Linked DNA regions of Mus musculus: region 1 is linked to region 2. A link is a loop called in an ENCODE intact Hi-C map of the cell type or tissue named here. Cell type or tissue: heart. All regions are shown on one strand. Links, peaks and the distances in the headings refer to the core of each region. The heading gives the core; the rest is flanking DNA.

The links. Peaks named below come from ENCODE experiments on the same cell type or tissue, not always from the same donor. Only the 100,000 strongest peaks of a DNase experiment are listed, where the experiment ranks them.
Region 1: it touches region 2 in a loop (2.6-fold over the local background); 2 of 42 quality-filtered maps call a loop at or near these places.

Annotation. Positions count from the first base shown.
Region 1 is chr9:99,134,818-99,145,206 of GRCm38, forward strand. It overlaps Pik3cb (phosphatidylinositol-4,5-bisphosphate 3-kinase catalytic subunit beta), which reads right to left and starts at 5,394. Exons shown (of 24, transcript NM_029094.3): 1 at 5,174-5,394. It also overlaps the pseudogene Gm2773. In heart, for the core only: no CTCF peak of the experiment used is centred there; a DNase peak (open chromatin) is centred at 5,504; H3K4me3 peaks cover 2,487 bases; H3K27ac peaks cover 1,520 bases.
Region 2 is chr9:99,564,286-99,574,674 of GRCm38, forward strand. Armc8 (armadillo repeat containing 8) reads right to left here and starts at 4,614. Exons shown (of 22, transcript NM_028768.3): 1 at 4,317-4,614. The coding sequence starts at 4,361. In heart, for the core only: a CTCF peak has its summit at 4,787; DNase peaks (open chromatin) are centred at 4,376 and 4,606; H3K4me3 peaks cover 2,298 bases; H3K27ac peaks cover 1,722 bases; H3K27me3 peaks cover 698 bases.

The DNA.
Region 1 (10,389 bases), core at 1,340-9,339, 430 kb before region 2:
GTGACAATGGACGTGCAGACTTCAAATTTTGCTTTTCGTTTTCTGAGGCAGGGTCATGTACTGTAGTAGTCTAGGCTAGCCTTTGACTCATGGCAACCCTTCTGCCTCAGCCTCTTGGGTGCTGGGATTACAGGCATAGTCCACGTCTGAGTTTTCTATGACCCTTCTTTGCTAACCAACCTGCTGTACAATTTCCAGGTCTGGCATTTCAGGAAGCTCCAGAGAGAAATCGTGAATGATTCGTCTCTTTATACAGCATGACTACACTCTCGAGAAAGTAGTCAGTAGAAACCAGATGATAGGCATTTTTCCACAAATAAAGCAGTATGTGGTAACTGAAACAAATGATTGAAAAGATTATGCACACTACTGCCAGATACAGGTACACACTCCTGCATGTGTGCGTTAAGCTTGCACGCGCGCACGTGTGCGCGCGCGCACACACACACATTTTCTGGCACACATATACATACATATAATGGAAGGTTCTCACAATGAGCTTGAGGACAGCCTGGTCTACATAGCAAGTCCGGGCCAGCCAGAACAACACAATGAAACGCTACCTCATAGAAAGAGACACAGACAACAGAGCAGGCAAAACAATTAGAGAATATGAAAATAAGGTTTGGATTTTCTGTTAACGAGAGGCCACGGGTACAACAGAATGGCAGAAATGCTGATTGCTGGGGTAGTGCACACCTGCAATCCCAACCATGGGAGGTGTACGAAAGGAAATCACAAGTCTCCAAGCCACCCGGACTATACAACCAGACCCGGATGCAGAAAGATACATAGAAGGCAAGGGAGGGAAGGGCTGAAGAGGGGCGGAAGAGAAGGAGAGATGAGAAATTACAATCCAGGAGGAACAGAGATGCTGGCAAGAAGGTATGTGAAGAAAATTCAATCCTGATGTATCTTAGAAGTGAATTTGAAAGGCTTAAAGAGCTGGGTGTGTAGGTAGAAGGAACAGTGGGGCAGAGAGGACTTGCAGATGTACTCCTATAATCACGACTCTTGGAAGACCAAGGCAGGAACATCACCAAGAAGTCAAGGCCAGCCTGGGTTACACAGTGAGTTCCACAGCAGGAGAGACACTATGTAAAAACCAAGGCAAAATGTATGGCCACTGGAATTTTCACTCAAGGAGAGATAGTGGGGTGAGGAAGATCATGACATGAACAGGTTGCTAGGCATGGAAATATATACTTGTCGTTCAGCACTTGGGACACAGAGGGACCAGGAGTTTGAAGCCAACTTGGGCTCCAGGAGGCCCTGTCTCAAAACAAGTAAAAAAAAAAAAAAAAAAAAAAAAGGTTAGGGAGTGGAATTAAGAGCTCTCTATTTGAATATTACATACACATACAAACACATACACACACACACACACACACACACACACTCACACACACACATACACACACACACACACACACACACACACACACACAGTATTAAATTCAATTCCTGCAAGCATGCTAGACAAGTGCTCTGTCCACTAAGTTAATGTCCAGTCCTGACCATATTACATTTAAAATGCCTACAAATTGGACTGAAGGGATGGCTGTTTGCTAAGAGCACCCATTGGTCTTGCAGAGGCCCTGGGTCCAGTTTCTGGTTTTTTTAAGCTAGTGTCTCTCTCTGTCTGTGGTCTAGCGAGCCTAAAACTCATGTACCAGCCAGGCTGGCTCTTCAGGATTCTCCTGACTCAGCCCTCCAAGTGTCAGGGTCACAGGCAGCATCCATACATAAATCATCTCTTTGTTTTGTTTTGTTTTGTTTTGGTTTGGTTTTTCGAGACAAGGTTTCTCTGTGTAGCCCTGGCTGTCCTGGAACTCACTTTGTAGACCAGGCTGGCCTCGAACTCAGAAATCGCCTGCCTCTGCCTCCCAAGTGCTGGGATTAAAGGCGTGCGCCACCACCGCCCAGCTCATAAATCATCTCTTTATTCATTGTTCCCTCTACTCTACACATAACCAGTTCTCTAACCCTTTCAAATTTACCTCTACAATTTGCCCTCTGCAGTTTCAGATCCAGAGGACTTCTGGCTTCCACTGACAACCTGACATTCATACGATTCACAAGCACACACTTAGCAAAACACTCATAGCCGTAAAATAAACTTTAAAATTAAAAAAAAAAAATGTAAAGGATGCCTAGAAACAGGGCCATGGAGCCAGATTCCATCTCCAGAACCACAAAACCTCCATCCTATCCAGATCCCCTCCCCCCCAAAAAAATTAAAAGAAAAGAAAAATGTATAGGTCTAGATGTAGCTGAAGCTTAATGCTCAGGACCAGTGATAAAAATCTGAGTCAACAACATGTGATAATATTTAAAGAGGGAAGAGAATGACATCATTCAGGATGAGCACAGGTAAAGAAATGAAGAGGGACAGCCAGGAGGCCCTCGGGGATTTGGGATGTTTTCAACACAAGGTGTGAGGCTGAAACAAAGAGAGAAAGAAGGCCTGGAAACTCTAAGGCCTAGAAGGTTCCCTGCCATCATATGAGTCTCCTGTCATACCGAGTCTCCACCAAAGCCACCTCTTCCATAGTTAGCTAATGTCTATCATTTAAAAATCCGAGGTTCAGAAAGCCTGGGCAGAATCCCTACAACTGCACCTCTTTCGACTCTGACTTAGGTCAAAGTCTAGAGCACTTCTGACCCTCAGCCTTTTCACTGTGGGTAGCAGGAACAACAACCTACAAAACAGACAACTGGGCCGCGGTGGCACAGCCTTTAATCTCAACACTTTGGAGGCAGAGGCAGGGGAATGTCTGTGAGTTCAAGGCCACCTTGGTCTACAGGGTGAGTTCCAGGACAGCCAGGACTACACAGAGAAACCCTGTCTTGGGAAGAGGTAAAAAAAAATCATCTAGGCTACGGGATTCACTTTTGCTTTCCATATAATTTGCTGGCATATACAAAACAAGTTGATTAGGGACTGATCCACCTGCAAAAAATAAAAACCAAAGCAGGAAAACAGGGCTGGGGACATTAGCTATGAGCATCTTACCCTGTGTGAAGACCTGGGGTCAATCCTCAGCATTCACACACCGAGAGAAGGGAAGCCCGGGCAGAGACAGGACGTGGCCCAACTAGTACTGAAGTGCTTAACTAACATGCAGAAAGCCTGCTAGTTTGATTCCCAGCTCAGCATAAAACCAGGCGTGGTTTACAGGTGTATGGTGGAATCCTAGCACTAGGGTGGAGAGATGCAGAATTGCCCAGAGATGCAAGAAGCAGGAGCTACGCTGCAAGTCGAAGGCCAGCCTGAGGATAGAGCAATATTCCATTTTAGGTTTGTTTGGGGTTGGTTTTTTGTTTTTTGTTTTTTTTTTAAAGTATACAACAGGGCTGGGGACAGGTAAGCTCTGGCATAAAGCACTTCCCTGATATAAAAAGCCCTGAGTTTTAAAAAATAAAATAAAATAAATCAACATCTGACTTGTGGTCAGGCCAATGATCTTTAGCACAAGAAAAGCAACCTGATTTTTCCACTTTGTAAAAACACCCTGAAGGTGGAATGTCCTAGTCAGTGTGTGAATCACGAGGGTAAACTAAAGATGCTTCTTAAATCCTTTTGGCTTTAGTGACTACAATTTCAATTTTACCATTTCAGATTTTTGGTCTTCCAAAACTTGGGCAATAGCCTAATCCAAGCCACCCTGATCTTTCACACATTATATAGTCTTTCTACACAGTTCTGTCTTCTGCTTTCTTTTTTAAAAATCTGTGTGTGTGTGTGTTGTGTGTTCCTCAGATGCCACACATCTTATTTTTTTAGGTAGAGTCTCTCATTGGCCTAGGGTGCCATGATTCTGCTAAGCTAGCAGGTCTACCAGCAAACTCCTGGAATCTACTTGTGTGCCCCTCCCCAGCAATGGGACTACAAGTGGATGCCACCCTAACTTTTAACATCTATTCTGGATATGCCGAGTTCTGTAATCCAAAGACAAGGGAGAAAGAGGCATGAATCAAAGCCAGCCTAGTCTATAGAGTGAGTTCCAGACCACTGAGGACTAACACCGCAAAGTTCTGTCTCAAAAGATCCATAACACCGCAAGGTTCTGTCTCAAAAGATCCAAAACAAAATAAAACAAAACAAAACAAAAAAACTTACAAAGCAGTACCAAGACCCGCAAGTGATAATGAACTCCTGGAAACTCAGACTCCTTGGAGATTTCATTACGACTGGTATTCCCAAACATCCATTCAGCACTTCAGAATAAATACTCATCTAATTTAATTATGATGACTTCACCAGACAGTAAGTAACACTGCCCACAACGATGTTTACAAAAGCACTTGTCACTCCCTTCGGATGTAGCAATGCAGGAAAAAAGGAGTATGTTTCCATACTCTTCCTGTGTTTATACTCTGTAACAAGTGACAATTTAAGTGTCACTTCAGATGGGTTAAATACCAAAGTAAGTCAGGTAACATGTCCCACCACCATCTTCCACGTTGTGTAAACTCTGATTCTGATAGGATTCTTAGCACTAATTCACTCCGTACCCAAGACAGGTTTCCAAGTCAGCCTTTCCAAGAGAGAAACTACAGAATTCTAGGAAGAGACTACAGAATCCTACTCTGGCCGCTGTAAGATAACAGGCTCCTTCGTTAAGCAACTCGAGTTGAGCTTATTGCAACACTAGAGCGGTTCGGAAATAAATTTGCCCCCAATACCAACCTCTAGGAAGGAACAAGCCAGAGCCAGCAAGGATGCTGCAGTGAGCGACTCCCAAAAGCTCCCGTCCACCGAGCACTTACAGCGAGGTTAGCACGGCCTCCCGCAATCCCGGGAGGTGAGTATTCACAGTTCCCGCTTCACGTCTCCTCGGGGTATTTCAGCCAAGGCCGCGCGGGACGGGTTAGCCGCAGCACCGGGACTCTGACCGGTCTGAAACCGGAGAGCCCGGAATCGTGCGGTGAACGCTGCGCCGAAACACCTGAGGGTCCGCAGCCGCCGGGCGTCCGCACCGACACCGGCTGGGCCGTGCCGCGCCCGCTCTCTCTGTGGTCGCCCACCGGGCGCCCTCCGCTGCTCGGTGTCCGCCGCCCGAGGCCTGGGCGCCGCGTACCTCGGAGCCCGCGCTCCCGCGGCCGAGCCCGGCAGGAAGCGCCCGCCCGAGCCGCCAGCGCCGCAGCCCGCGCCGCCTCCCGCGCTCACCTGCCCCGCGCGCCGCCACCGGCTCCCGATCCCGCAGCGCCGTCAGCAGCTCCCGCAGCCGTGCCCGCCTGGCTCCGACACCCGCATGCCCCGCTCCCAGTCTCTTGCTGCCTTCGGGGCTCAGCGCGACACCCGCCCACCGCCCACGACCATGGCCGGCTCCGTCGCAGCCGCTGCACCGCCCGACGGAGCACGCGCGCGCCACCGCCGTGCCCGCGCCTGCGCGAGCGCGCGCGCGAGCCTCCCGGGCTCTCCTCCCCGCTGCCCGGCCCCGCCCACCCTCTAGGGCCAATCCCCCGACGCCCGCCTCCAGGCAGCCCCGCCCACTCACCGCGCAAGCCCCGCCCCTCGAGGGGAGGCAGCACCAGCCTCGCCCTGTGCGGCTGTCGGTGCCGCGTTCCTACTGCGCTGCCGGCGCGCTGGGGTTGGCTCGCAGAGCACTGCGGTGTCTGCAGCCCCCAGCTCGCCGCCTTCGGGAAAACCTGCACCTCCCGGTTCCGCTTCTCCGCAGACTCCCCTTTGTTCCCACGGCCCAGCTGGCCTTCCATTCCCTGCGATGTGAACGATCATTTAGATGTAAAGAGTCCAGCCTTTGAAACACTTCTGTGTTCGTCTCTGCACCACCGCAGCTGACGTTTGGCTGCCAAACCTTACACTTCGCCCAGCGCTTTTTTTTTTTTTTCTCGCCTCTGTCTCCCTGCTGTCGGGAAATTTCATGGCTCTTTAGTGAGACGCTTGAATTTCACTTACTGTCAGCCAAACCTTGGGCGCGGCGGATAGAGCTCAGCGGTAGGGCACTCACATAGCCTAAGAGGTCCTGCGTGGGATACTTGTAGTCTTTTTGTTTACATATAGTAAACCTACTGTAACCTAACGCCACTCTAACAATTCAAGCAAATACTTAAGTAGTCTAGGATAGAATCTACAAGTAGAAGGAAAATGAGACAAGGTGTCAAAACAATAGTTTGATTCTGCGGATGTAACTAAGTGATTTAAAAAAAAAAAAAAATCAAGCGTGGTGGCTAATGCCTATAAAGCTCTGCATTCAGGACCAGAAGGCAGGTGCATTGCCAGGCCAGCTAGGTTACTTCCTGAGTTGCAGACTAGGCAAAGCTGCATAGCAGGGACCCTGTCTCAAAAAAAAAACAAAAACAAAAACAAAAAACAGAGGTTAACCTATTTCACCATGCTTGTACAAGTTTGGGGTTTCTACAAGTAATTTTATGTGGAGCTTTTGAGGCTTCAGCCCATTGCCAGTGGGACATTAAATGCTTAACCCAACTGTGAAGCCCAGGTCTTTTCAGATGTCTAATGAATAGAATTCCCCTTAATATTTAGCGAGCTCACAGCCAGAAATGTCAGTAAAGGACCTTCACACGTTGATCCTCGACCCTTGTACCAAGCTTCTTCCTTCCCCTCCACCACAAGGTCAGTCTCATGTCCACCACAGAAGCAAAAGTATCTTGCACTAGACTAGCAATGGCTTTCTGACCAAGCAGAAAGGGTTGGTGACACAAGCCAGGCTGGCAGATCTGTGAGTTGAGGCCAGCTTGGTCTACAGAGCAAGTTCCAGGAAAGCTAGGAGTACACAGAGAAACCTGGAGAGAGAGAGAGAGACAGAGACAGAGAGAGAGAGAGAGAGAGAGAGAGAGGCAGACACAGAGACAGACAGAGACACAGAGACAGAGAGTAAAACAAGAAGCTTGCCAAATACCTGTGAAGTTTCTGTGAATATCGGGGATGGAAATGCTAGAATAGGAATGTACTATGACAAAGAGTGGATCGAGGCCTAATCTTTACACTGTTCTTTGCTGATAGTATTGCTATGCAGTACTTGGAAAAGCTACTCTGGGAGATTAGACTGTACACCAGTGAGTTTCGAATCGTCTGTGTGTGATAAGAGTTCTGTGATGTATTCCTCTTCGCGTTGTTTTGTCGCTAAGATCCTCACCCACTTGTCATCGGGACCTTATAAAGAATGAGTGCACTTTGGATGTATATGAATGACTTAATCACACATTCATGCTTTGATTTGTAGTCCTGCATGTTTTAAAAGCTTTGAGCTTGAAATGATACACAATAGCTTGAAAGGGTGCAAACAGAATAGTGGCTTGTTTGGCTAGAGGGTAATAATTTGAGTAGATAATTAGGTTTTCTGGTTTTCAAAAGTTTTGCTACAATAAAATCTTGTGTTGTTTTAGAGGAAGGGATTAAATGCCTGTCAGCCCCAGAAAGCTAGGTTCAGGCACCCATACCCATCCCCCACCCCCAACCTAGCAATGAGAGAGACACGTAATCAGGAGATAGGAGTGCATGCATCCCAAAGAAACATCCTTATGGAATCTGTGAATGTGACCTTAGCTGAAAAAACAATGCTTGCAGATCTAGGTAAGTTAAATGCTTAGAAATGGGCTCATCCTTCCTTTAGAGTCGACCTAATCCCGAAGATAAATGTCCCTACAAAAGAAAAGGCAAAGCCAGGCCTGGTGACAACACCTTTAATTCAGTGCTTGGGAGGCAGAAGCAGGCAGACCTCTGAGAGTTCAAGGCCAGCCTGGTCTACAAAACAAGTTCTGGTACGATCAGGGCTGTTGCACAGAGAAACCCTGTCTCAAAACAAAACAAAACAACCCTAAAATGAATGAGTGAATGAATGAATGAATGAATGGCAACCCTGTAATGCCAGAACTCAAGAAGCCTGAGCCTGGGCTAAAAACTGTGAAATCGTGTCAAAAGAAAAATAAGAGTGGAGAAAATAGAAGGAAGAAAGTTAGAGGCAGCCTGGTCTACATAGTGAGTTCCAAGCCAGCGAGGGCTACCTAGTGAGACTGAGACCCTGAGTGGATAGATAGATAGATAGATAGATAGATAGATAGATAGATAGATAGATAGATGGATAGATAGATAGATAGATTAATAAAAATAAAAAGAGAGAAGATAGATTTGACAAACAGAGGAAGGTAATGTGAAGAATGTTGATACATCTTTTACAACCTAGGGACACTAAAGTTCCTAGCAGCTACGGGAGCTAGGGGGACGTAAAGCAGAGTCTTAATTCCTTAAAAGGAACCGACCTTGCAGGCATCTTGACATCACTTTTGGAGTTTAGGACTATGAGGAACTAAATTTCTGGGTTGTTTTTAAAAACAAAACAAAACAAGACAAGACATAAACTTGGCAATGATTTCTTCAACCAGACCAAAGTCTACTGTAGCCGTTTTAGTATAATACTGCTCATAACAGCAAACAAACAGGAAGGACGGAAATGGGGGGGAGGCATGACTGGGAGTCCAGTCCACTAGTTTGTTTAGAGGTCTTATTTTATTAATTTTGACAGCCTTGAACATCTGAAGTTCTGGGATTGCAGGTGTGCATTGCAATTCTCATTAACTCATTTTTTGGGAAAGAGAAATAATTGCACATGGCATAAACTAATTACTATCCCAGAATTGGGGGAAAAGCCTAGATGGTGAACTGACATAAAGGCAACCTCGTCCTATCCTACCCCCAAGTCTGGCCTGCTGCCTCTCTCACTCTTCTTCTCTCCAAAGACCAGGGGAGAAGATCCAGCCTATCATGTTCGTGCCACGAACCTTGGGAGGAAGGGGACAGAAAAAAGACAGAGAATGAGCATGGTGGGGGGGGGGGGGGAAGACCAGGCAGCAGCCATTTGTGCAGAGACAGACAACCCCTGCAGTGGGAAACCTACAGATAAGAGAGGGAGGAACTTCCAAAAGAGAAGGTGAAGCAGAAAAGATGCCCCATACCCATCTCTTCTTGGCTCGGGCGAGAAAAACACTCTTTCATAAATGCTTTTTTTTTTAATTCTAATTTTTATACACTATATTTTGATTGTATTCTTTACCCTCCCCCAAATCCTTCCAGATCCCTCCCACCTTCCCCCTCACCCAACTTTATGTTCTCACACACACAGAGTCACACACACAAATAACATGGAGTTGATTGTGTATAGGTTAGCTACTTTTGAGCCTGAAGCCTGCCCTGGAGTGTAGAGTGTGGTTTGTATAATGCTGTGACACTCCACTGGAGAAAACTGCTGGTTTCCCTCTTCCAGACTTTTTTTTTTTCTTTTTGGTTTTTCGAGACAGGGTTTACTCTGTGTAGCCCTGACTGTCCTGGAACTCACTTTGTAGACCAGGCTGGCCTCGAACTCAGAAATCTGCCTGCCTCTGCCTCCCAAGTGCTGGGATTAAAGGCATGCGCCACCACCGCCCGGCTGAAATTTTTTATCATGATCACTTATGTGGTCTCTCTATAATGTGCCTAGTTTGAATATGCATCTATCTGCAACAGAAAGCATTCATAGTCTATAAGTAGTAGCACACACCTGTTATCTTGGCACTTTGGAAGAAAGGAAGGTCTGAAGTAAGGCCAGCCTCTGTGACATAATGGGTTCCAGGCCCGCCTGAGCTACTTAAGATTGTGTCTCAACAACAACAAAAACAATATGAGAGGACTGAGATTTACTGAGGGAATAATTGTCATTGAAGAAAGAAAGCAGAAGCGGGGAGGCAGATGGCTAGAGAGCATGACCGTGTGGCCTCAAGGGTAGCTCCAAGGGCAGGAAGTAGGCTGAGAAACCAGCTTTGCAAACTGCGAAGGCCACTTCACACTGTAGTTTAACAAATAGTTCTTCCCGCCCTGTAAATGCGTGGACCTAGAATGATGTCTGCATTGGGAAGGCTATAAGGATAATAAATCAGATACTTTACAAGTCATTTCGTGCCAGTATATGTAATGAGTGAGATCAAAGAGAGGAGTCCTGATATGGAAGAGGTTTGAGTGTGACTCTGCCTTGAGGAATGTGAACTATTTATCAACAAAGGCTCTGCCCTGTTTGCTTGTTGACAAGCCTCTCTAAACCACGATTTACATTACTTTTATATTTAAGGGAGATAATCCAAATAAATAAACAATTTACACAGAGTACAAACTACTTAGGAAGAAAAGAAGGTGCCTGGGGGGGGGGGGGCAGAGAGAGAGAGAAAGAGAGAGAGAATATTTAGCTTCCAGGAGGATCAGGTCTTATTCTCCAGCATCAGAGAGAGAAGGAGGAAAGGGAGAGGGGGAGGGGAGGGAGAGGGAGAAGGAGAGGGAGAGGTGAAGTTTTTGGAGTTTAAGGCTTACATAAGCAATATAAGAAAGCGTGTTGAAAGAATGATTGAGGTAGAAATGTCCACACAGCACTAGTGGCC
Region 2 (10,389 bases), core at 1,624-9,623:
TCAAACTTCTAAAATATGATGAACAAACTTCACTCTTATATTTAAACTAAAACCAAAGGAAGGCAAATTTCTGCTTAGAGGCCAGCTGGGTTTAACTTCGCGGAGTTTTCTAATTACGGCTAACTGCCCGCACAAGAGAACAAATCAATAAGCAGCAACAAACAGGAAGACCAATAGAACACAAGTGTCAAGAACTGAACAATAAAGGCTCTGGTCCCCCTTGAGTTCCTTCTTGTGTAAGGCATGAGGTAGAGATCAAAGTTCTTTTTGGAGAGAGGTACCAGCCCCAAGGTTCATAAAATACTTGTAAATAACCACTGGATAAATATATAAATTCATATAAATTCAATAATCAAAAAGCAAGCAGTTCAATTAGAGAGTGAGTATAAAAAGACACAAACATTTCCCCTTATTCCATGAAAAGACTTCAGCATTGCTCTTCATTAAGAAAATCAATACAAATTAAAAGGATGATACAGTATCAGTACACAGCTATTAGAGAATCTAAGATGAAGACTAGCAGTAATGTTGACAAGGACTGAGAGAAATTAAATCTCCTACAGTACTATTGAATATAAAATGGTAATCAGAAGAGTTCAACGGTTTCTTTACAAACTAAACATACATTTACATATGTAAAACAATAGTTTTAGTAATTACATTTTAGGCTTTTCTTTCAAACATATCCATAAAAAGAACCTGTCAGTGACTGTTCACAGTAGGTCCACAGCTAAAAGGCAGAAACAAAAATGTTCAACAGATAACTGATTATAAACAAATGCTGGGACATCCATTCACGGAATTCTATGATGCAAAAAGAAGAAACAAAACTATAGATACATGCAACAATTTTGAAGACTCTCCAAAGTATGATGAGTGACAAAAGCTACTCTCAGTGGGTCACATACTATATGCTTCCATTCATGGAACAACACAGACAACTTACAAAAGTACTGAAAGGGAAAAGAGATAAGTAGTTGCCACCAGAAATTAAGGATGAGGCTGAGAATATGTCTTTAAAGAAATAGCATGAAGGAAATCCTCATGGTGATGGGTACTTTTGTATCTTAACAACAGTGGTTATAAAATGATATAAAAATATCCACACTATACCAATTTCCTGGTTCTGTAACTATGTAAAATGTAACCAATGCAGGGAACCCGAGTTTGTTATACACATGACCTCTCTGCAACTTCCAGGGAACGTATACTTCAAAAAAATACAATTAATACAAAACAATTTATAAGTCTCAAGAACTATGTTGAAGGGATGAAATGAAACAGGAATGGCCATGGTACAGAGCTGAGTCTGTCCATCTCCTCCAAGAGTTCAATTAAGCATTTACTAAGTGAGAAGAAGAAGAAGAAGAAGAAGAAGAAGAAGAAGAAGAAGAAGAAGAAGAAGCAGCAGCAGCAGCAGCAGCAGCAGCAGCAGCAGCAGCAGCAGCAGCAGCAGCAGCAGCAGCAGCAGCAGCAGCAGCTGCTGCTTAACAACTTATTATACAGAAGTATGAGTGAAAGAAGAGCCAAAGATGATTCAGGGAAGTTCAACAGAATAAGTGAAAGACAGAACTGAACTGGAAAGTCATGAGTAAGTCCTCTTAGGAAAAAGAATATGCTTTGTTAGATGCCATGGATGACATCCACACAAAGATCTGAGACTAGATGTAGGCGGAAAGTCAAGATGATAACGTAGATGCGTGAGTTGTGTAGTTAAGGTTAAGCAAGCAGTTGAGGAGGTCTCTCAGGAAGAAAGTATAATGGACTATAGATGGAAATAATTTAAAACACTTTGACTTCCCATTAGTCAACTTACAGCTCTAGTGTGATCAGAACTGTGAACTCCTTCAGAGCATTTCTGATGCCCTTGCATTGCTAAAGTACACAATACAGGGCTTTATGCTTTATGCTTCACTAGGACACAGTAAGTAGCTTATTAGAGGATTCAACCAACTATGTGTCAGAGGTCAAGGTCTGGCACCTTCCTGTTTCTATCTTACTTTTTGAAACAGGGTCTCATCAGCCAGGCGTGGTGGCGCACGCCTTTGATCCCAGCACTCGGGAGGCAGAGGCAGGCGGATTTCTGAGTTCGAGGCCAGCCTGGTCTACAAAGTGAGTTCCAGGACAGCCAGGGCTACACAGAGAAACCCTGTCTCAAAAAAAAAAAAAAAAGGAAACAGGGTCTCTCACTGAACCTGAAGCTCCCTGTTCTGACTAGACAAACTGGCCGGAAACCCTCCATGATCTACCTCCCAATGACATGCACTGCCACACACAGCTTTTTATGTAGGTAATGGGATCCTAACTCAAGACCTGCTGTGAAGCAAGAGATCTACCTACTGAGCCATCTCCTCAACTTCCAATAACTTCTAACTAATAACTGATATAAATATATATAAATAAATAAATATAAATATAAATATAAATATATATAAGCTTTGGTTAGCTGGTTGAAAGTTAGAACCTTTCCTTTAAACTGGGAAAATCACCAAGTTCAGACATTTTAAATCATGTGTCTAAAGCTCTGCCTATTCCAAGGCCCTAAGGTGGAAGAATTAGAAAACAAGACTTTAGAGTTAGTTTCTGCTTCCAAATGCTAAAGAAAAGTCTAACTCAAAATGGAAAATATTCTTCAACAAGTTTTCGAGTGAAATAAACAGAACATAATCATTTATTGGGAGTGTGAGACAAATGAAGTTTTCAACTATATCCACTATACAAGCTGACAATATACAAAAGGCAAAGAAACCACACGTGAGGCCAGAGCAATATTTTGGAACAGCATTTTTCAAGCGTGCTCAAAGGTCTGGGATTGATCACCTATGTGTGTGTATGTGCACTCGCACACGTCTTTTCAGGTGAACTATAGGATAAGTGCAACCTAAATGGCACAATCAGAAAGAAACTGAGCAGTTACGATACATTCTTTTCTCCTTTTAATGCAAAGAGAGAAGTCATCGGTTTATTCTCCCACTAAACATTCATGGACAATATAAAGTGAAATAATGAGCTAATGTGATCAGTAATTGGACAGAAAGTACTTCTCCAGTTGCAGTTTAAGTAAACAGTTTAGTAAGACGGATCTGGGGCTAGATTTGTTGACCGTCTTCCAAAATTGCATTTTGCACTGTAGAGTGACTTCTGTCTTTTTGGGTAGCCAGCATGGCTCTAACCAGCCCTGACTGGAGTGATGTACCTAGTGCCTTTGAACACAAAAGTGTGTTTGTGTGAGAGTCAGGGAAGAGGAAAGAAACCGGTTGGAGTTGCAAGACTATAGGGAATCTGACAAGCCATCTATAATCCAACTGCCATCTCGGTAAGTCTCCACAGGTCTAAAAGATGATTCTTTGCCCGCCTATTTCTTTACTTCCAACAACAACTGAATCATTGGTAGGCTCTATTTGGAGTCCAACTGCTAAAATCTGTGGTCAAACCTCCCAGAGTTATCTCCCAACAACACTCATTCTTGTTCATTTCATTCCTGGTCCTGTTTTTTGTTTTTGTTTGTTTGTTTAAAGGACATTATAGCGGAAGGCGAAAGTCGCCTTCTTTGCTTTTTGTTGTTTCTTTTTAATTTAAGAAAAAAAAAACCCTGATATTTCTTCTAGGTATATCAATACGTTCCCTTCTTTCAAATACTGGGGGAACCTATTCTTTTTCATTCCGACTTTTTGGTCCCTCCTAAAATGTTTTGCTCTCCCTAAAGAAAAATCAAACACCGGACATTAGAAACATAGTTTCTCTAGTCTCGGAGCCCGGACCTCAACAGCAGAGCACAGCAAAGCGGTTTAAATAACCATACACAATAGCGCGAGTTGCAGCTGATGTGAAAACCTCCATTGCCAAGAAGCAAGCGGTGTTGGCAGGTGCCCTGGTGGTAGGGACTTGACAGAAGACGCACAGCCCTGGTCTGGCAGCTCTGTGCTGTGGCAGCTTAAGAGTTCGCACCTCTTCTAGCCACAGCCCTGGAGAGCGAAGTGGACTCTAGGTTCCAGGCCTGTCCTGAACCCTCGCAGGCAGCGAGCTCCGTCCCGAGAAGCAACAGCGCAGGGAGGAAGACGGGAGAAGGCTCGGCCAAACCCAAGCCGCGCCCATGGGCCGGCTGCCTGGAGCCCGACCTCCCCGCCGGCCGAACGGCCGCCGTCCTGGGAACCCGCACCGGTGGGAGCTCTCGAGTAGGAGACGCCTCCGACTCGGCCCGGGTCGCGTGCATCCCAGCTGAGGCCACCGCAGTGGGTGGTGCTCGGGAGGCTCAGGGCGCCGGGGTAATGCTGTGGGCAGGACCGGGGTTGCCCCGCGCCGGGCGGGTCACTCACCGAGAGGACGCTCATGCGGATTGGGGTCTCCAACAGGCACGCCATCTTGAGCCTTCCCACCCGGCTGCTGCCGGCGCCGGCGCGCGGCCGGCACTTTCGACAGCCACCTATGTGACCTGCAGCCGGAGCCTCTGTAGAAAGCCCAGGCAAGCTGCCCAGAACAGACCGCGCCCCAGGCGTCGCTCGAGCACCGAAGGGGCTGGGCAGAAGGGCGAGGGATTGGGAAACCGCGCCGGACCCCGGCTTACGAATCGTCCTCTCAGAAACAGCAGCTACTCTCGGCTGGGGTCAGAGGTGGGCGCGGGCAGCGGCCTCCGCATGCGCAGAAGCCTGCCTGCCCCACCTTCCGCGGGTGGGGGGCGGAGCCTCACCCTGGCTCGACGAGCTGTCCGCACTCTTAAATTTCAGTTTACAGGTTTTCTTTCCTAACCGCTAGTAGGTGGAGTTACTATCTACGGAGTCTGAAGTTCACTTTCACATTCATTATCTCACTCTACACCATTCCCTAGTTTCAGTATTCTCTCCCTCTTAAAGCTGGAGAAACTGGTCTCAAAACTAGGTCTTCTGCCTGCAATGAAAATCGCCTCACGCTTCAACAGTTAACTATGACCTGCTTTATTTAGCGTTGCGTGCCCGACCCACTTACTCTGGTATATTGGTAAGAACGGGTTCTCCACAGCCAGGACGCCTGGATTTAATCCTAGCTGCTTTTCGTTAGTGCCAATATTTTGGAAAGGTTCTTAGCCTCTTTATATTTATTTCACTTCTCCCGACTGTAAAATAAGGACTAATGAGAATAAATGGCCCAATAAACAACAACAACAACAACAAAAATGCCTGGAATGTGGAAAGCCTTACGTTGTCTGTGTGTTAGAATTATTTCCAGCCTTTAGGTCAAATGGGGGATGGAGAATTAAACTATGTGAATGTTTCCTACTAAAATATTCTGAAAGTAAAGCCATCCCTAATTCAGGTTGTTACCTCAACTCCACTCACCTCCCAGTGCTCTTTAAGTAAAAGCATATCTCTCCCATTGTTTCTCATTTCCTCCTGTACTTTAATGTCTACATTTATTGTATCACTTATCACCCTTGCTTATAAGTCTCTTACAAAGTGTTGCACTTCTGAAAGCCTGGAAGTTTAAGAGAACCCTGGTGCTGTAGCGGTATATCCTAAGCTCTGTAACTACAGTCTTTCCCACTCTTTACACAGGAATTATTACTCATTCAGTAATTTTATTTAAAGCCAGATTGAGCCCATTTAAGATTGTTAGCCTTGTCCTAAATCAAGTCTGTGAAATCAAATGTGTTGTATTCTTTTTTATTCTAGTACATATTACCATTCATAAATACATTTAAATGTTCATCTGTCCACCCATGTAACACCTAAAATCACGTCCTAGTATGCCTGCTACAACCAGGCAAATTGTAATTGTATATAGCACACAAAAGCATTGACAATTGTACAATAGTCTCTATATGTGTGAGCTATACCTCACCCAGAAACTCGGGCAATACATCTTCTAGGAAACCCCTCCCTCGAGGAAGAACTAGGTGACTCTCCCAACTCCATATATTTTCTTTAAAATGATTTTTCATTTATTTATTTATTGTGTGTGTGTGTGTGTGTGTGTGTGTATGTGGATTCACACATGTCCTGGCCAGAGGACAGCTTAGGAAGCAGGTTCTCTCGTTTCATCTTAGAGGTCCAAGGATCAGAGTCAAATCATCAGATTTAGTGGCAAGAGGTTTTACATTTTGAAACATCTCCCCAGCCTGCATCATGATTCCTTAATTTCAGGCATCAGTATGTTCCTGTAACATAATATCTCTAACAATATATTGCTTTATATATGTGTGTTTGTGTATGTGTGTGTGTTGATTATAGAGGTTTGGGAAAAGTAACTTTATACTAGTCATTTCAGGGAGACTACAAAAATTTTATCATCTTGGTTTTTTTTTTATCTTAATGCCTACCATAGGCATGTATTAAATGTTTGTTGAATAACCACTTTTTGCTTTGTTTCAGCCTGGGACAAGATAGAAGTATAGGCAGGTTATTTGGGAAGTACTTCCAGGGAACATAATTGGTGAATCTAAAAGGAGGGGGGTGGAACAAAATCTATATAAGAGTTTGCTATTGAGATCATTCTATATTCTTCAAGGGCCTCTGAGAAATAAATAGAACATCATGCTGGATTATCCATCTTGAGGCTGGAACATGTGTCCACCATTTTATTAGTTGAGGATTTCCCTTTGGCAATTAACTTTCTGTCTTTCTGACTGCCTCTCTCTGTGCCCATCCCGGTCTGTGTGTGTGTGTGTGTGAGAGAGAGAGAGAGAGAGAGAGAGAGAGAGAGAGAGAGAGAAAGAGAGAAAGAGTCCTCAACATCCCAGCTGGGATGATCTATTACAAGCTGGCACAGAATAATGCCTAGATGTCAAATGCTTGGCTCAGAGGACAATTTACTCACAACACTCTTAACACTTGTTAACTGTTTCTATTTACTCATGGACCAGCCTTGTGAGACACTTCTGCACTGTCTTGAGCACTTCTTGAGCCCTCTCTCCCCTCTATAAGGGAAGGTCAGTGGGCACACTTTTGTTGAGGGTCTGCTGTGGGTAACTAAAGCTATGATAGTTGTAAGACAGCAAGGGCCATGTTAGGCCCAAAGGACAATGCTCCAGAACTCCTAAAAAATGACAATTGTCATAGTTAGGGTTTCTATTGCTACAATGAAACACCATGACCAAAGCAACTTGAGGAGAAAAGAGTTTATTTAGCTTACACTTCCATATCATTTTTCATCACTGAAGGAAGTCAGGATAGAAACTCAAAACAGGGCAGGAACTGAGAGGCAGGAGCTGATGCAGGGGGGAATGGAGGGGTGCTGGTTACTGGCTTGCTTCCATGGCTTGCTCAGCTTGCTCCCTGTAGAACCCAGGACCACCAGCACAGGGATGAAACCACCCACAATAGCCTGAACCCTCCCCCACTGATCACTGATTGAGAAACTGCCCTATAGCTGTATCCTGTGGAGGCATCTTCTCAATTAAGAGTCCCTCCTTGCAGATATCTAGCTTGTGTGTCAAACACAATAATAAAGAGTTTAATGAAGAAAAAATAGAAATATAGGGTAGGAGGTAAGTAGCCAGTGATAAATCTGAAAAGTCTGTAATATTTATATAGAACTCCCAGACTGCATAGCTGTATTGTCAGGGTTCTCTGGAGTAGCAGAACTTATAGAATAAATTTCTCTCTATATAGAAAGGGGATCTATTGGAATGACTCACAGTCTTTGGTTCAGCTAATCCAACAATGGCTGGTTATAAATGGAAAGTCCAAGAATCTAGTAGTTGTTCAGCCCATGAGCTTGGTTGTCTCAGCTGGTCTTCAGTATATACCAGAATCTCAAAGAAGTAGGCTCTAATGCCAGGAAGGGATGGACTTGCTATTGAGATAAGAGCAAGCAAGCAAAGAGCAAAAGAGCAAAAGCTTCCTTCCTTCATGTCCCTGTTATATAGGCTTTCAGCAGAAAGTGTGGCCCAGATTAAAGGTGGGCTTTCCCAGCTCAAAATATCTACATAAAAGCTGTCTCTTGGGCTGGAGAGATGGCTCAGTGGTTAAGAGAACTGACTGCTCTTCCAGAGGTCTAGAATTCAAATCCTAGCAACCACATGGTGGCTCACAACCATCTGTAATGAGATCTGATGCCCATATAATGATAAATAAATCTTTTTTTTTAAAGATTTATTTACTACATGTAAGTACACTGTAGCTGTCTTAAGACACACCAGAAGAGGGCGTCAGATCTCGTTACAGATGGTTGTGAGCCACCATGTGGCTGCTGGGATTTGAACTCTGGACCTTCGGAAGAGCAGTCGGGTGCTCTTACCCACTGAGCCATCTCACCAGCCCATAAATAAATCTTTTTAAAAAGCTGTCTCTTCCTACCTCAAAGATCTGGATTAGAAGTAGATCTTCCTACTTCAAATTAAGCAAAAATCCCTCACCTCCATTTTTGAGTTTTAGTTAATTCCAGATGAAGTCAAGTTGACAACCTATCACAGATATAGTTATACTTTTAAAAGTAGAATTTAGGCTAGTGAGATGGCTCAGAAAGTAAAGGCACTTTTCATCAAGCCAACAGCTTGAGTTCCATTCTAAAAAAAAAAAAGAATGAGAGAACCAATTCTCCCAAATTGTCCTCTGATCTCCACACATGAACCATAACATTCACACACACACACACACACACACACACACACACACACACACACACACACATATACAGAGACAGAGAGACAGATGGTCAGACAGACAACACACATACAACAAGTAAAATTAACTACTGCATCTAAGGCTCAGGAGTCACCACAGAAGAGAAGTAGGAAAGATTGGAAGAGCCAGAGAATTTGCAGTGAGGCTGTGTCTCCTAGAAATGAAGTCTCGTTGACATGGCTGACAAAACAAGGAGCAAACACGGATGACACCAGTGGATGTGCTGCTGTGCCATGGTGGCATACCACTTTGATTCCAGCACTCCTGAGACAAAGGAGTGCAGGTCTCTGCGAGTTAAAGGCCATCCTGTCCTACAGACCAAGTTCCAAGACAGTCATAGCTACACAAGGAAACCTTGTCTTAATAAAACCCAAAACCTAAAACCAACCAACCAACAAAGAAACCAACCAAACAAACAGCCAAACAAACAAACAAACAAACAAAAAGCCAATGGACATGCTATCATGAAAGAGAAAAATCCCATGGGAAAAATCCTTCAAACCTAGACACCCTAAAGCAACTAAGAAATGCTGAGAATGGGAGAAACTGCCTTTCTGAGGGAGAAAGAGTCAAACTACATAGCTTAACAAGGACACCTTCTGTGTGTGTGTGTGTGTGTGTGTGTGTGTGTGTGTGTGTGTGTGTGTATATGTGTGTGTTACATGACACCTACTTCACTGGGCTTGGGCTCAGGTAATAGAGACCTGAATAAATGTAGGCACAGGCACCACTGTGGTGTCTCCTTCTAGGAAACAGTGAAAACTGGAATGAGCCAGCATGCCTGCTCCTTTCATGACCAGAGGAAGGAAGGAGTTGCTGTGCTGGTGTTGGCACGTTCCTGTACCTCAGGTCTTTAGAGGAAATTAAAAGCTCATCTAGCTTATATTTGAAAATCTTGCTGAGATGGGTTTTATAATAATCTGGCATTTTGTACCAGTAGCCAAGGAATATCTAATGTTTTGAGGCATGGTTCTAAAGGAATATATACACAAAATGAAAAAAAAATTCTATGTAAAGAATCTAGAAGGAAGTAGTTTGTATAAGTTAAAAATGAAAGCCTACTTCAGGTTCAGGCCGGTCTGATCTACATAGTTCCAGGCCAATCAGAGATACATAAAAAGATCCTGTCTCCAAAGAAAAGAAGAGAAAAGGAAAGGAAAGGAAAATTGGAAGGAACAAACAGAACAGACGCAAAAAAGAGTAGAGTCTGACTTATAAAATTGTATAACCTTGATTAGATCGTCTTTTCTGAGACATTTCTCTGTATGGTTTTGTCTTTCTTTCTTTTTCTTTTTTCTTTCTTGGTTTTATGGGACAGGGCTTCTCCATGCATCAGTCCCAGCTGTCAAATTTTTTTGTTTGTTTTGTTTTTCGAGACAGGATTTCTCTGTGTAGCCCTGGCTGTCCTGGAACTCACTTTGTAGACCAGGCTGGCCTCAAACTCCCGAGTAATGGGATTAAAGGCGAGCACCACCACGCCCGGCTAGCCCCAGCTGTCTTAATTCACTTTATAGACCATGCTGACCACACTGGCCAGGGATCTGCTTGCTTATTTCTGGAATACAAGGATTAAAGGCAGAGCCACCATCCCCTCCCTCCCCCTGCCACGCCCCCAGCCTAGATTGTATTTAACTGATTAAATTTTTCAGTTGTTTAAATGTATACTTCTCTGTTGAGAGGCCAAATCTTGTAAGTTCAGACTCCATTTTAGAGAACCTGGCCAAAGTTTGAACTCAGACAAACTAACCAACATAACACTAGTTTCCAAGTTACCCCTCAACAAGACCAGCGT